2 separate regions of the Mus musculus genome follow, and region 2 is linked to region 1. The links are chromatin contacts, found by POLR2A ChIA-PET in ENCODE. All regions are on one chromosome and are shown on one strand. Each heading gives the region's core, a stretch centred on a gene start or an enhancer-like site at or near the end of the contact. The rest is flanking DNA. Distances are from core to core; before and after follow the strand shown. Region 1 holds the start of Ercc6l2 (excision repair cross-complementing rodent repair deficiency, complementation group 6 like 2). Region 2 has its middle 8.7 kb from the start of Gm30950.

Region 1 (6,298 bases), core at 2,525-5,024:
ATTGAGAGGTAATCTGACCTTTTTAAAGACTCTCAAGAATCTCTGCTACTTTATTTTGTAAATTTTACTTCTGTGTCTGGTGACACATTTTATTTACATGCACACTCTTCATATTTCCCTCTAGGTTTTTGAACTTTTGCACTTTATTTGGGGTCATTCCTTCAGATCTCTCAGTTTGTAATTTTCTGTTAAGATGTTTCATATGCTCTTTATCTCACTACTGCATTTTAGATGCCAGTAACTGAAAATTTCATTTCCAGAGTCTTTTTAAAATTTTAATCTTGAAGGTAAGTGTCTTTTCTTTTCCTCCTTTTCCTTCCTTCTTTCTTCCTTTTTCTTTTTGAAACAGGATCTTACTGTGTAGCTCTGGCTAGCCTGGAACTCCCCATGTAGAACCAGACTGTCCTAAAATTTAGAGATCCACATGTTCTGCCTCCTGAGTGCAGACATTAAAAGTAATATATGCCACTATGTTTGACTATCTGGTACTTTTTGGCGTTTTATTTATCCTCATGCTTCCTGGTTAGTAATTTTAAAACATCAATAAATACTTTAGCTACAGTTTAAAAATACCTTTTACTCTAATAATGGAAACTACCAGGGTTCTACTTCTGTTGCATATTTTCTGTACTGGATCTTGTTCATGATGGCTTGTTTTTATTTATTTGCTTGAATTTTGGGATTGTAAACTGCTTGATAGGGCTTTATTTCTGAGGCCTGAGACATGATAAACATGGTTCTCTTGAAAGGATGTACCTGTGTTTTCCAGCTACCTGGGTGCACCTAATTTGGTAGTTATTGTTTTGGGATTACTTAGATGGTATGAATCGTGCAAATGCAAATCCTAAATCTAGCTTTAGATATAGAAAAGTATCATAGAAAATCAACAGCATTCATGAAAAAAGATGCTTAAATAGGCACATGCTTCTCTTTTTTTGTTGTCTAGGAAATCCCCATTTATATGTGTAGACATGTACGTGCAAATATACGTGCATGCACACATGGAGGTTGATAATACATATCTTCCTTGATCATTCTCTACCTTATCCTTTGAGAGGCTGTCTAAAACCAGAGCCGACCGAATGACTAGCTAGCGAGCCTAAGGAATCTACCTGTCTCTCTCCCTCCAAAACTAGAGTCAGGGTTATAGGTACAAACACCCATACCTAGGCTTTGTGTACAGATGTTGGCAATCTGACTTCAGGTCACTTTACTGACCAAACCATCTTCTGACACTAGTTCTTGTTTAGCTGTAGAATTTTCAGGCTTATTATCTGACATGAGATAAAATACTACATCAAAGTAGTACAGCTTTAGTTTTTCAAATCTAAAAATCTCTTCTGAACACTATTTTATAGACATCATATGAGAGTAAGTCAGGAGGGCTGGGAACATAGCTCAGTGATAGAACACATGTCTACCACACACAAGACCTTTCGTTTGAGACACAGCCCCATATATCTCAGGCTGCCCTCACACTTGCTATGTGGCTGAGGATGACTTTAAACTTTGATCCTTATGCCTCTATATCCCATGTGTTTGTCACCACTCTGTTTATGTGACTCTGGGGATTGAACACAAGGTTTTCATGCAGGGTAGACAAGTACTCTATCTACCAACAGCACCAACCCTTGATTTGTAAATGTTAACATTTAATTTACTTATTGGCAAAGGATATAGATCTACTTCATTTCTTTTCTCTTACTATTACTTAACATCTTCTTCCATCTACCTTATATCTAACAATATATCAAGAAAGGCTACAACCCAAACTCACCTAACACTCTTATGTTTTCATACCTATTGTTTTTCATGAGATTTTTGATAAATCCTTTTTTTTTTTTTGGCATTTTCGAGACAGGGTTTCTCTGTATAGCCCTGGCTGTTGTCCTGGAACTCAATTTGTAGATTAGGCTGGCCTCGAACTCAATAAATCCATTATTTTAAAGATTTATCACATAATATATATTTGCCTTTTATGTTGTGAACATAAGTAGAAACCAATTTTAATAAAGTATTGCAGGGTTAATTATATTAAAAGTCTCTTTGGCATCCAAGTAAAATTCTTTTGAAATGCTTATCATGACTGTTATTGGGTGCTAGATGTTGAGCCTAGGGTCTCATGCATATCAAACATGCTATACTACAGTTATATTTTTGTAGTCTAAATTGTCTTAATGTTTGCTGTGTTATCAATTGTCAGTGGTTTTGCATGCAATATAGTCAATCCAACAACACTTATACTGACTTCAGAAATATATCACAATTTCACCTTGAAGTAACTGGCATCCTAGTGTTGGAGGTTTACAACATCAGCATCCACACAAGAGGATGACAGGCAACCGACAAGAACAAAAGCTACCCTAAGGGCAGGATGCTTAACCTTTAAGACATGTTCATGTTATGACTGTTCCCATTTCATTAAACAGGACAATCATGGCAATGCAGTTACATAAGAGACACTCAAAGGTGAGGAGTCGTCTTGTTAGCTAGAAGGATATTCCTTTAACAAGGTGATTTCTTTCATTTCAATGTTTATTTTGGATTTATCAAATCACTTGTAGTTTCAGTAAGGCCTTACATCTTAAACCAACAGGCAAAGGCCAGCCTGGTCTACAGAATGAGTTCTAGGATAGCTAGGGCTACGCAGTGAGAAGGCCTGTCTCAAAATCCCTGCCTCCCCCCAAAATTTATTTAACTCTTTATTTTTTGCAGTTACTCCCCTTTATTCAGGCTGTTGTTACTAGCTAAATCAATATTCCTAAATGTTTCTCTTTATAAAGCTTTTCCTATTGCTTTGCAAACAAGTGACACTCTTAATATAGCACTCCTTTGAAAATAGTCTACTAGTCTTAGTAGTATCTGCAAAGAATGGAGATCTCTTTGTTGAATAGGCATATAGTATATACAAATAAGATCCTCCAGTAGGCAGGATAATGATCCCCAAGAGGAATTTGTGTCTCTAAATCCAGGAACCCATACATGTTATCTTACATGTCAAGGGGCCTTTTCTGATGTAGTTATGAGTGTACACCTGAAAATAAGATTATTCTGGTGAGCTCAAAACAAACAAACAAACAAACAAACAAACCCCCCCAAAACCCAAACCCATTGTGGAAGGCTCAGGAAATGCACTATCCTTGGCTTTGAAGAAAGAGGTCAAGCCAAGGAGTGGAGATTCTTCCACTTTCTAGGAAGGAATGCAATTTCTCTGACTTCTGGATTTTTAGCTCTACGAGACCCGTACACAGGCACAGTGGCCTAAAAAAAAAAAAAATCACAAGAATTCGACATGAAGAATACATTTGGCTTCACGAGCTTGTTCAGGAGATGTTGGGACAGGCAAAATCCATTCAGCTCGTGCGCAGAACGCTGTGCTGGAGGCAGCAGGCTGCGTGGTGTGTGCTTCTCTCTCAGGGCGAGGCACAGTCGCTGCTCTTCTCAGATGGCGAAGAAAACCGAACCCCAGGGGTTGCCTTGTTTGTGCACGAGTGAGTTACGATAAAGTAGGCAAACCCAAGAAAACGCCCTCTTAAGGCTCGCCTCCTGAAGCTCCTAGACGACAAGGCCACCACAGTGTCAATGGTCTGTGCAGGGCTCACACTGTCTTTTTCCGCCCTGGGAGGATGTCACACACCTCAGGTCGTGGACTCCCTCAGCGAAGAGGGTCGAGGTCGCCGACTAATGCCAAATCTCGCGATATTTGGGACGTTCGCGAACTGCGCGAGGCTGACCTCGTCTGGAAGGGAAGCCGCTTCCGCCCGCTGAAAGGCTAGTCCATCTTCTCGCGATATCTGGAGGGAGGCGAGCGATGGAGCGCAGAGGCGCTCGTTCTCGCGGGATTTACGGGCTCTGGCGAGCGTTGGCTGGTCGCTGAGGTGACGCCGCCGCGTCAGGCCCCACATAGCGCCCCCCGCTCCGGGCGGGCGATGCCCGGCAGCCGGCCCACGTGCCGTGCTCTCCTCGCCGCCGAGAGCGGCGGGGCTGCCGGGTGCCTGCCCCTAGCCCGATGGACATCTCCGCCCCGCAGTCCCGCGCAGACTCCCGCAAAGGTATGAGCTCCGAGCTCGCGCCTCTGCGCAGGCACACGTCTTCAGGGCACTTCCGGAAGCGGCTCCCGCGTGCTTCCTGTGATTGACAGCTGCGGGTTTCGAACTCTTGCCCCGCGGGAAGTCCTCGGCTTTGCGACTCAGCCGCCTGGACGAAAGAATTTAGTGCTGTCCCTCACAGTTACTCGCCGAGCAGTGGGAACAGACTCCTCATCTGTAAAACGAGGACTATTGCTTCTTGTGACTATTAGATGAGATGAGATGCAAGTGACTCCACTTTTGACCCTTGGCGTTCAGTAAATGTCATTTTTGTCTTTGTATATGCCAGTTATTAGTCAATAGCAGGGATCTGTTAGGTAGATGATCAAAGGCCTATTTATTTAGTTTAGTTCACTTACATGGCGTATTGAAGCAGAATTTTGCCTCTAGTAGATCACCAAGAGCTTTTGAAAGTGCAGTTATCTCACAAGCCATCAGGGATGCAGACTTGCCCTCTAGCTTTTATTAATAAAATTGATTGATATAACAGATTACAAACTTTGTGTATATGTGTGCATCAGGCATGTGAAAGTCAGAGGATAGCTTGGGTGAGTCAGTTCTCCTTATGAATTCAGAGGCTGGAATCCAGGTCAGCAGTATTAGCAGCAAGTTGGCTTACAGATGGAGTCAACCTTCAAGCCCTGACAGAACAGATTTACAACTGAGTGTTCTGTGCCCAGGAATCATTGGGTAAATCTTGCTCTTCCTTTGAGGAAGATATCTCATGAAAGTAAGCAGGTGCTCAATGCTAATTTCAGGGTAAGCAACAAACCTTGAACTCGTAGGACTAAAAATTGGTCATGTCATAATTAAGGGCCCACAAATAGAAATGCCTTTATGAATCTGACTGCTAAAGGCAAATGGTGGATCTTCTAAGTGACAGTGATGGGACTGCTATGTTTGTTCCTTGATGCTATTAGAAGATTTAGTCACTTTTGGTATTTTAGGGGGAAAATTGCTGATGGGAAGAACAGATCACTCAAGAGTGTCCAAGAAGGAAGTATGTTTCCTATGTTGGAAGCAAACAAAAAAGGCACTTTGGAATTGAGAGAGGCATCCCAATCATTAGGAGCAATACCCCCAGTCCTACCTTTCAGAGAAAAGTCCTCCCTTGATCAGCAGTTCCAATCTCTGTAGTAACAGAATCATTATTCCTGACTCCAACTTTATCTATTTGGTTCTAGAAATAACCCAAACTCAGGTACAAAGGTGCCCATAAAAGATGTCCTGGTGTTTTCCACATACATACAGGTCTACCTGAAAATTTTTTCTGAAATGTGTCTCCCAATACTTCTTTTCCATAGCACTCTGTTCTCTTCTTCCAAAGCACCTTTTGCCATTATGTTTATGTCTATGAGTTTTTTAGGGGCTATCTCACTAGATCAATAATTTGTTTTCACTTAAAAATTCAGCTTATAGCCGGGCGTGGTGGCACACGACTTTAATCTCATTACTCGGAAGGCAGAGGCAGGCGGATTTCTGAGTTCGAGGCCAGCCTGGTCTACAGGGTGAGTTCAGGACAGCCAGGGCTACACTGAGAAACACTGTCTCAAAAAAACAAAACAAAACAAACAAAAAAAAATCAGCTTATGCTTGTTAACTGTCTTTTGTGTGTTAGTCTAAGATTTTTTCTTAACTAGAAGAGCTATTGTTTCAATATGTATTATTCCAATAGATAAAGAATCAGACATTTAGAATAGTTTAAGTATATTTAAACTACTGATATACAGAATTTTTTCAAGAGTTTTTTCAATAAGTGATGGTACCATGTACTAAGGACAAAGTCATCGAACTACTTACTAAATCAAATCTGATGTTGCCTTTTAAAATACAGGTTTATTAGAATACAGCCATGCTCATTTAGTTATTGTCTGTGACTGATTTTTTTCTTTAAAGAGTAAGAGAATAAATGGTCTCTAAACTGTAATTTAACAAATAGCTAGTAGTTGCCTATAGAAAAAGTTTGCTATCTCTTGCTTTCCAGAGATGTTGGCATAGAGAAAAATTATATTTTTGTTTGTTTCAGTTTCTTTGTTTTCTTGAGACAGGGTTTCTCTGTGTAGCCCTGGCTGTTCTGCTCTATAGTTCTTAGTCCAAACTAACCTCTATCGCAGAGATCTCAGAGTTCTGCTTGCCTCTTGTCTCCTGAGTGCTTGGATTAAAGATTTGCACCACCATACCCAGCTGTGATTTGATTTTGACTTAAAATC
Region 2 (6,707 bases), core at 427-2,926, 100 kb after region 1:
AGGGTAAAATGGGGGTATGGATTGTTGGGGGGGGGCAGTTATTAGTCAGGAATCAAGTCTTAAACTTAAGCTATGAATGCCTCCCAGGGCCAGGCTTATGGGTACAAGTGGGCTCCAAGGTTATATTATTAATGAGGCCATGACTCAGCTCTTTGGAAAGGATCAGTATACTGATTTACATTCCAGTTGGAGAATAACTGAAAATTTGCAGAGGTCTGGGTATCTTTTCAACAACAGAGAAGCCACAAGACACTAACTGCTCTTCATAGAGTGATAACCGATTTCTGTGAAAGAATGAAGACAAAGCCTTTCTTCTTTCCTTCCTGGCCTATCTTCCTTGCAAGGAAAATAAGAACTAGCTAGGCTGAGTGTAAAAGTCACACTCTACTACTAGAGTAGCCTACTGGAATGTTGTTTTGTGACAACATGTGGCCAGGTAACCAGACTGGCTTTGAAAGCCTGTCTTTGTCTCCTGGGTGATGGGATTTCACCACCTTGCCTGGCTTAAAATGTCTTCTGTGGTAGTAAATGTGCTGCTAACAGTCCAGGCTTCTAGTACACGGTGCTAGACACAAGTGTCCTTTTTATTTGCTTGATTTTGGAGCTTTCCATGGGTCTCACATAGCCCAGGCAGGCATCCAGACTCTATGTAGCCAAGAGTGTATCCCTCCCCAGTGCCAGGATTACAGGTGCACCCTTTAACTCCTCATTTTAAAAGAGCGAAACAAGCTACTTGTAGTGGAATACCATCAAGATGATGTTGGTAGGAGGTGCAATGCCTGAGGTAGGAAGCGGTGCCTGAGAATTCCATGAAGAAAGTGAGAAAGTTCCAGGTCCAGTGAGACCCTATCTCAAAAGATAAGGTGGAAATCGATGAAGAAAGACACCTGACACTGATCCATGGCTTTCCTGAGCACGCGCGCGCACACACACACACACACACACACACACACACACACTCTACAATGTTCCTAGGTGACAGGAACCTTGGGGAACCATTGGTATATAGGTTGTCTGCCCCCGAGAAGACATGATTGTGTGGATTGTGTGGCACGTGTCTAGAGTTAGCGCATATGTCAGCTGAGGAGTATACTGTCTGACACACTTTTTCCATGGCTCTATCTTGCTTAGTACAATGTATACTGACAGATGTTCAATATCCAACATCAACTGGTAGGACAGCTATGCTCAAGCAGACTACACTGCAGACAAAGAACCCCCTTGCACTGGATTCCCTAAGCTGAATATCTCCCCCACCCCACCCCCCACCCCACCCCCCACCCCCGGCCAGGACCTCAAGGTGGCAGATTTTTAGGTTCCTAGGGAAATGCCTTCTGGGGGCAATGATAGGAAATCCTGTCTCCTCCTCTTCCTCTCTTTTACCAGCTGGGCTGTGGCTTCGACATGATTGGACTCTGTCAAACATTGCCACCATGATACCTTCCTTCCCACAGGCCCAAAGAACTGGGCTAAGTTCATCGTTGTCCAGAGCCTTAAAGCTGTAAGTCAAGAGAAACCTTTGTCTTTTATAAGTTGATCATCCTGAGTGTTTGCTACAGTGGCAAAAAGCTGATTCACACAACAAAAATGTGCGAGCCGACTTCTTTAATCAGAAGCTGCCCTGCCACAGCTCAACGGGCCAGGGCTGCTCTGAGGTGGCTGTGCTCCAGGCTCTGCTGCCCAGAGCTGGCCTCTCGTGCCAAGTCCTGCCTCATTTCGTCTCAGCAGCGCCATAAATACTTCTTGAATTTAACTGCTTCATTCTTTCTGCACACACTGGAGCTCACACTGAAATAAAAGAAGCTCAACGTCTTTCCAAGTTCCCACAGGGCTCCAGTTGGATCCAGCTTACTCCTGTTTGAAGTCTGCAGTCAAGGATGGGTACTCGTGAGGAGAAAGTACAGAGTCTTGCTCGTGTTTCCTAAAAGAAGTTCGCACCTAATCACCTCCTCCTCCAGCCCTGGTCTCCTGTGCCCAACAGGTCCTTATTTGATAAATGCAAATACTATATCCAGCCAAGTCAAAGGACTCCTCCAACCGTGCTGGGGAGATAATTAATGTCTCAGGGCAGTGTGGGGGGGGGGGGGGCAGCTAGTGGGTGGGGCCCAAACCAGCCCTATTCTTGAAGAGAGTGTATTTCTTTCTGTAACCCCACCAAAAAAAAAAAGTGATTTTAATAATTCTGTTTGGCTCCCGTGTCTCATAAAAGATGTTTTGGGGGTGGCCCCAGCTTTGTGTGTGTGTGTGTGTGTGCTCTCTTTAGTTATAGGAACACACACTTTGGTAATCCATTTTTTTTTTTTATTCATCTCCTGGATACCAAAGGGCCCTCTAAGCCCTGGAAGCCCCCCTCTGACTTCTATTATGGATTTTTCTGGTTGCCAGTCATGGCCAGTTTGTTAGAATGAGGGCAGAGAGGGAGGGGGAAGGGAGAAGAGAGAGAGAGAGAGAGAGAGAGAGAGAGAGAGAGAGAGAGAGAGAGAGAGAGAGAGAGAGAGAGAGAGAGAGAGAGAGAGAGAGCGCGCAGGGGAGAGCCAGCTTGGGCAGGGAGGAGGAAGCAGAACAGCCTATGTGTGTGGTCCAGGCTGGTTCTCCCTTCACGAAATCCCGGGCTTCATTCCTGGCTCTGGCAAACTTGAGCGTCAGTGAATGAGTACCTTATCCGTTTTCTAAACACTGAAGAGGTTTGAAAGGGCTCTGTGGGCAGACTGTTACTATCGGCAAAAGAAAACAAGCCAGCGTATTTAGCTAAGCATTTTTAATATTTAAACATCATAACCTTCAGCTATGCAGGAGCAGTGGCTGGCAGCCAGGAAAGCTGGCCGAGGGAACTGGAGCTGCAAGTGTTCCTTCAGGTGGGTCTGCTGTCCCTTCGAGGGGCCAACAGGGCCTCCAGGCTTCCCACTGGCTCCAGACCTGTGTGCCTCATAGTGGCAGCTTGCAAGGGGAGTCATCCAGTCTTTTCATGAGCTTTGTGGTTTGATCCTAACTCATTGCTTCCCTATTCAAAAAGCAAGTCTCAGCAGACCTCCAGGAGAAAAGGAAACTGGGATAGCGAGGCAGGAACGTGAACAGGGAAGCTGTGGCCTCAGCATCAGGACCAGGTACAGCAAATATTATCCCTGTGGATGTGGCCTGTGCTCCCCACTCCAGAACTGAGGCCATAAAAACCTGCCTGGCCAGGGGCTGTGACAGACCACAGCTCCTCCACGGCGCTGGGGACCCCTCCCAGCCGGGACAGGATGGCACCAGACACCCGCCCACCAGACTCCATCCCACCAGCTGGAAGTGGCTTTCTGGTTTATGGAGCAAGACGGACCTGTAAAGTCAGTAATTCTCGGCGGCCAGAAGAAAGTCAGCTCCCCGCCCCCACTGGAGCCTGGGGAAGCTTCTGGAACCCCGCAGGCCACTGAGCCTGCCGGAGCTCAGCCAGGGCCTCCCAGGCCAGACACCCCCGGTGCCACCCGAGGGGCTGAATGGACTCCCTGTCTGCCAGAGCAAACAAGACCCCTGGGTGGGGCGCTGGGGCACAGCCTGGCGCAGACCAGGCCGGAGGTTACACAGGCCACAGGGGAGGACAGGGGACGTTTTCTCTCTGGACATTCCACTGGGGAAGGCCTGCCAAGGGCTTTGCCAAGGAACTCAGTCGGCCCCACCATTACGGATACACCAGTAAATGGCTCCATTCACAGAGGACAAGGCCCAAAGGGCCTTTCTAGTGCAATGCCTGCCCATTCCCCAGCCAGAGCTACCTCTTGCCAACCATAGGCTGCCACCCAAGGTTCCTGCTCTGGTTCAAGCTCACCCAGCTGCTCTGGGCTCTGAGATACATTTCCTGGCACAAAATTCCGGTTTCCTATTTATACAATATAAGTGTGGATCTGACCTGAAGGGCTGCTGCTGTGGGGATTTGTGATGGACCAAAGTAGTTCCTGGTCTAGAGACTGCCTGCGTATGGCTGTGATTGTTCTGACGTAAACTTTGGAATGGTTTTGCAGGGTCTCTAGATTTGCTGACAGCCCTAGGGCTGGCTAGAAATAGGAGGTAGGGGGAGCTCCCACTGGCAGGATGCTGGTGTGTGTGGGAAGGGGCAGAGGAAGGTATGACTATTTCCTATCTTTCAGTCTCCCCAGCTTGCCCGGGACGTGAAATCGTTTCCCGACACCCATGAAAGATGTTCTCTATGGCACACCTCCCCCCTTCCAGGAGACCAAAAATTAGTGAGGGGGTGTTCAAACTCCTCGGGTAAAATAGTGTGGTGTTCACATGTAGCCACCTCCTATTTGCTTATCATCTCTAGACTAACTGTTATCCAAATGGATTATATGCTGTGTACTGAATAATTCAATGAATAGGCAGAAAATGTGTCAGGCCAAATTCAGTACACAGATGTGATTTTTCCTCATTTTCCATCCACAGGCAGTTGAGTTAGATATGGAAATGGAGGTCTGACTGGGCTATCATCTGCCCCACACTGTTCTCTTGGCCCTAACCACAAGCAGCTCTAAGATCCCACCCTTTATAGCACCATTGCCTGTGACACTCAGCCTAAAATACACCTCTCTGAAGTCTGCAGGAGCCTGTGGTCAGCACTGTTCTGGAGCTCACCAGCTTGCAGGCAGTAGGAAGACCTTAGTGACTTAGTCAGGAGAGTAAATCTTGCAATCCCTGTTACTTTATGTAGATTATGTAGATGCTATGGCCCGCCAGGGAGGCTTCTTGTCTCTGTGATCTTAGACAATTTATTTCTCCAAAACATCCTAAGTTGGATGCCTACAGAATAAAGTGGGCAAAAGAGGTTTGAACACTGTGAGTGCTCAGGGGAAAAAAAGTCTTTTTACTTCACTTTATTTGTTTTAAAGGTTAAAAAATAAAGTTAGAAAGGTACAGGTGAAGAGAGGGCAAAGGAGAGTTGAAGGAACAGTTTTCAGCTCAGATTTAGTCTAAGAAATGACTGCAGCAAATGCCCAGGTCAGGTTTGCTCCAGTTGTTCAGGAACTGAGGATACTGTGGTATGAAGTACCACAGCAATTGGAGCAGTGAAGAGCTTTTCCTTTGCAGAGGCAGGTCTGCAGCCAGCATCCTTGGGCCCCTGGAGCCTATCACCACTTTCTATGGTGGTACCTTTGTTACCCCTGGCTTCTAACTCACACCATTTATCTTTGTTTTTTGTTTGTTTGTTTGTTTGTTTGTTTTAGATCCTGTTGCCTCAAAGGCTTCAAAACTAGTTGGGACATCTCTCAGAGGCCAGGGACTCAGCCACTGGCTGACAGACCAACACACAACACACAAAGTGGTCTCCTTCTGACCACTGGTGAGCCCCAAATTCCAGATAAGGGGATCTTCTGGTCCTAAAGTTATCATACACATTTGGTCTCAGCTAAGAACTACAAACCATAAAAACAAAACAAAACAAAATAAAACAAAACAAAACATGCATTATATGACTTCCTGGAGAGTCTATGTGCATTCACCGCAGATGGAGAAAGCAATAACATGCCAAAGAAATGATTCCACCCACATTGATGAATCAATGACTTTAATTAGGGTTACTGTAGATGTATGACAAAAAGGTGACTTATAGAAGTGTAGACAATTTATGGTCAGCTACCCCCACCCCCAGGAGGCTTCTTTACTCCCATATGACTGTGAACTGCTTTTGTATCCATGAGGGATGGTTGTGGACCTAGTGAGTTGTTCTCTTCCACAAGAAAATGGCGACTGGCCCAATCTTGTCTGCGTGCTTCATGCAAGTAATCAAAACTGTTCAGATTCCAAGATGTTGTGCTTGATGGAGAGTTCCACAACACTCTATCCTTCTCTAGCTCTTCCATTGTTTCCACTGTCTTTTCCATGTTTCCTGAGCTTTGGAGAGGAGGTGTGATATAGACGTTTTGTTATTTTCTTTCATTTGTGGCTAGAAGCACTGGACCACCATGCCTCAGCAACAGTCAGTTGTTTTCAACAGTATGACTAGTGTTGAGACTCTGTAGTAACTTCTTCTCATAGGAAGAAGAGCTCCCCGACCAGTACTAACAGTAACAACAGACTTTGGTTGTAAACATAAATGTTTAGAAAGCATATTTTGACACACTGTAACTCCTTCACTAGGACTATGACTTCTCCAGCCACAGGTTTTTTGGTCTCTATTGTAGTACAAACATAGATTCCTTCCTGAGGAGTGACCATTAAATCCAATGAAAAAGTAGTTGGTTGCATCCCATATCAGTTGTACCACTGTTGCACCCATAGACACATATTATCTAGCATGCAAATAGTATTAACATTCGGCTCCATAAATAAGCAGGACCATTGGCAACAATCTTTTACCAGCAGTCTACATATCCCCTGCCAACACTACAAAAGCTTGCCAGGAGGAAGGGATTTTTCAGCTCAGACCCAGCCCAACTTCTTCATGCTGTGAAAACAGTGTAGTCTTTCAGTAATCATTCTGGCACACAATCAGCAGCAATATCCATAGCCTGCATCATATATGTAGTCTCATCCACACTTCTGCTCCCAGCCCAGCAACTCATAGGAAAGTAACCTACTCCTGACACTGAGATCATATTCAATAACATTATGGTTTCTAGGTGTGCCTTTCTCACCCATATAGGATGCCTTCTGAACTTAAACTCTCTAATGGATATTCTTACATTTAGAGGCATGGGATGTTGTAGGATTTTTCTCTGTCATCTTGTTGGGTA

What was found. ChIA-PET counts read pairs that join two places held with the same protein, here RNA polymerase II (POLR2A).
Region 2: POLR2A ChIA-PET joins it to region 1 with 55 read pairs in Patski. The contact joins the enhancer-like site here to the promoter of Ercc6l2 in region 1. POLR2A ChIA-PET finds 5 or more read pairs at or near these places in 3 of 5 experiments (Patski and embryonic stem cell).

What each region holds. Positions count from the first base shown.
Region 1 is chr13:63,811,466-63,817,763 of GRCm38, forward strand. Ercc6l2 (excision repair cross-complementing rodent repair deficiency, complementation group 6 like 2) reads left to right here and starts at 3,775. Exons shown (of 19, transcript NM_001013608.3): 1 at 3,775-4,052. The coding sequence starts at 4,010.
Region 2 is chr13:63,915,657-63,922,363 of GRCm38, forward strand. No RefSeq gene overlaps it. Among named protein-coding and RNA genes, the nearest start is that of Gm30950, 8.7 kb to the right of the region's middle. Within about 2 kb of position 1,677, at least 3 of the 3 ENCODE cell types and tissues checked have a DNase peak (open chromatin) inside an H3K27ac peak, as active enhancers do.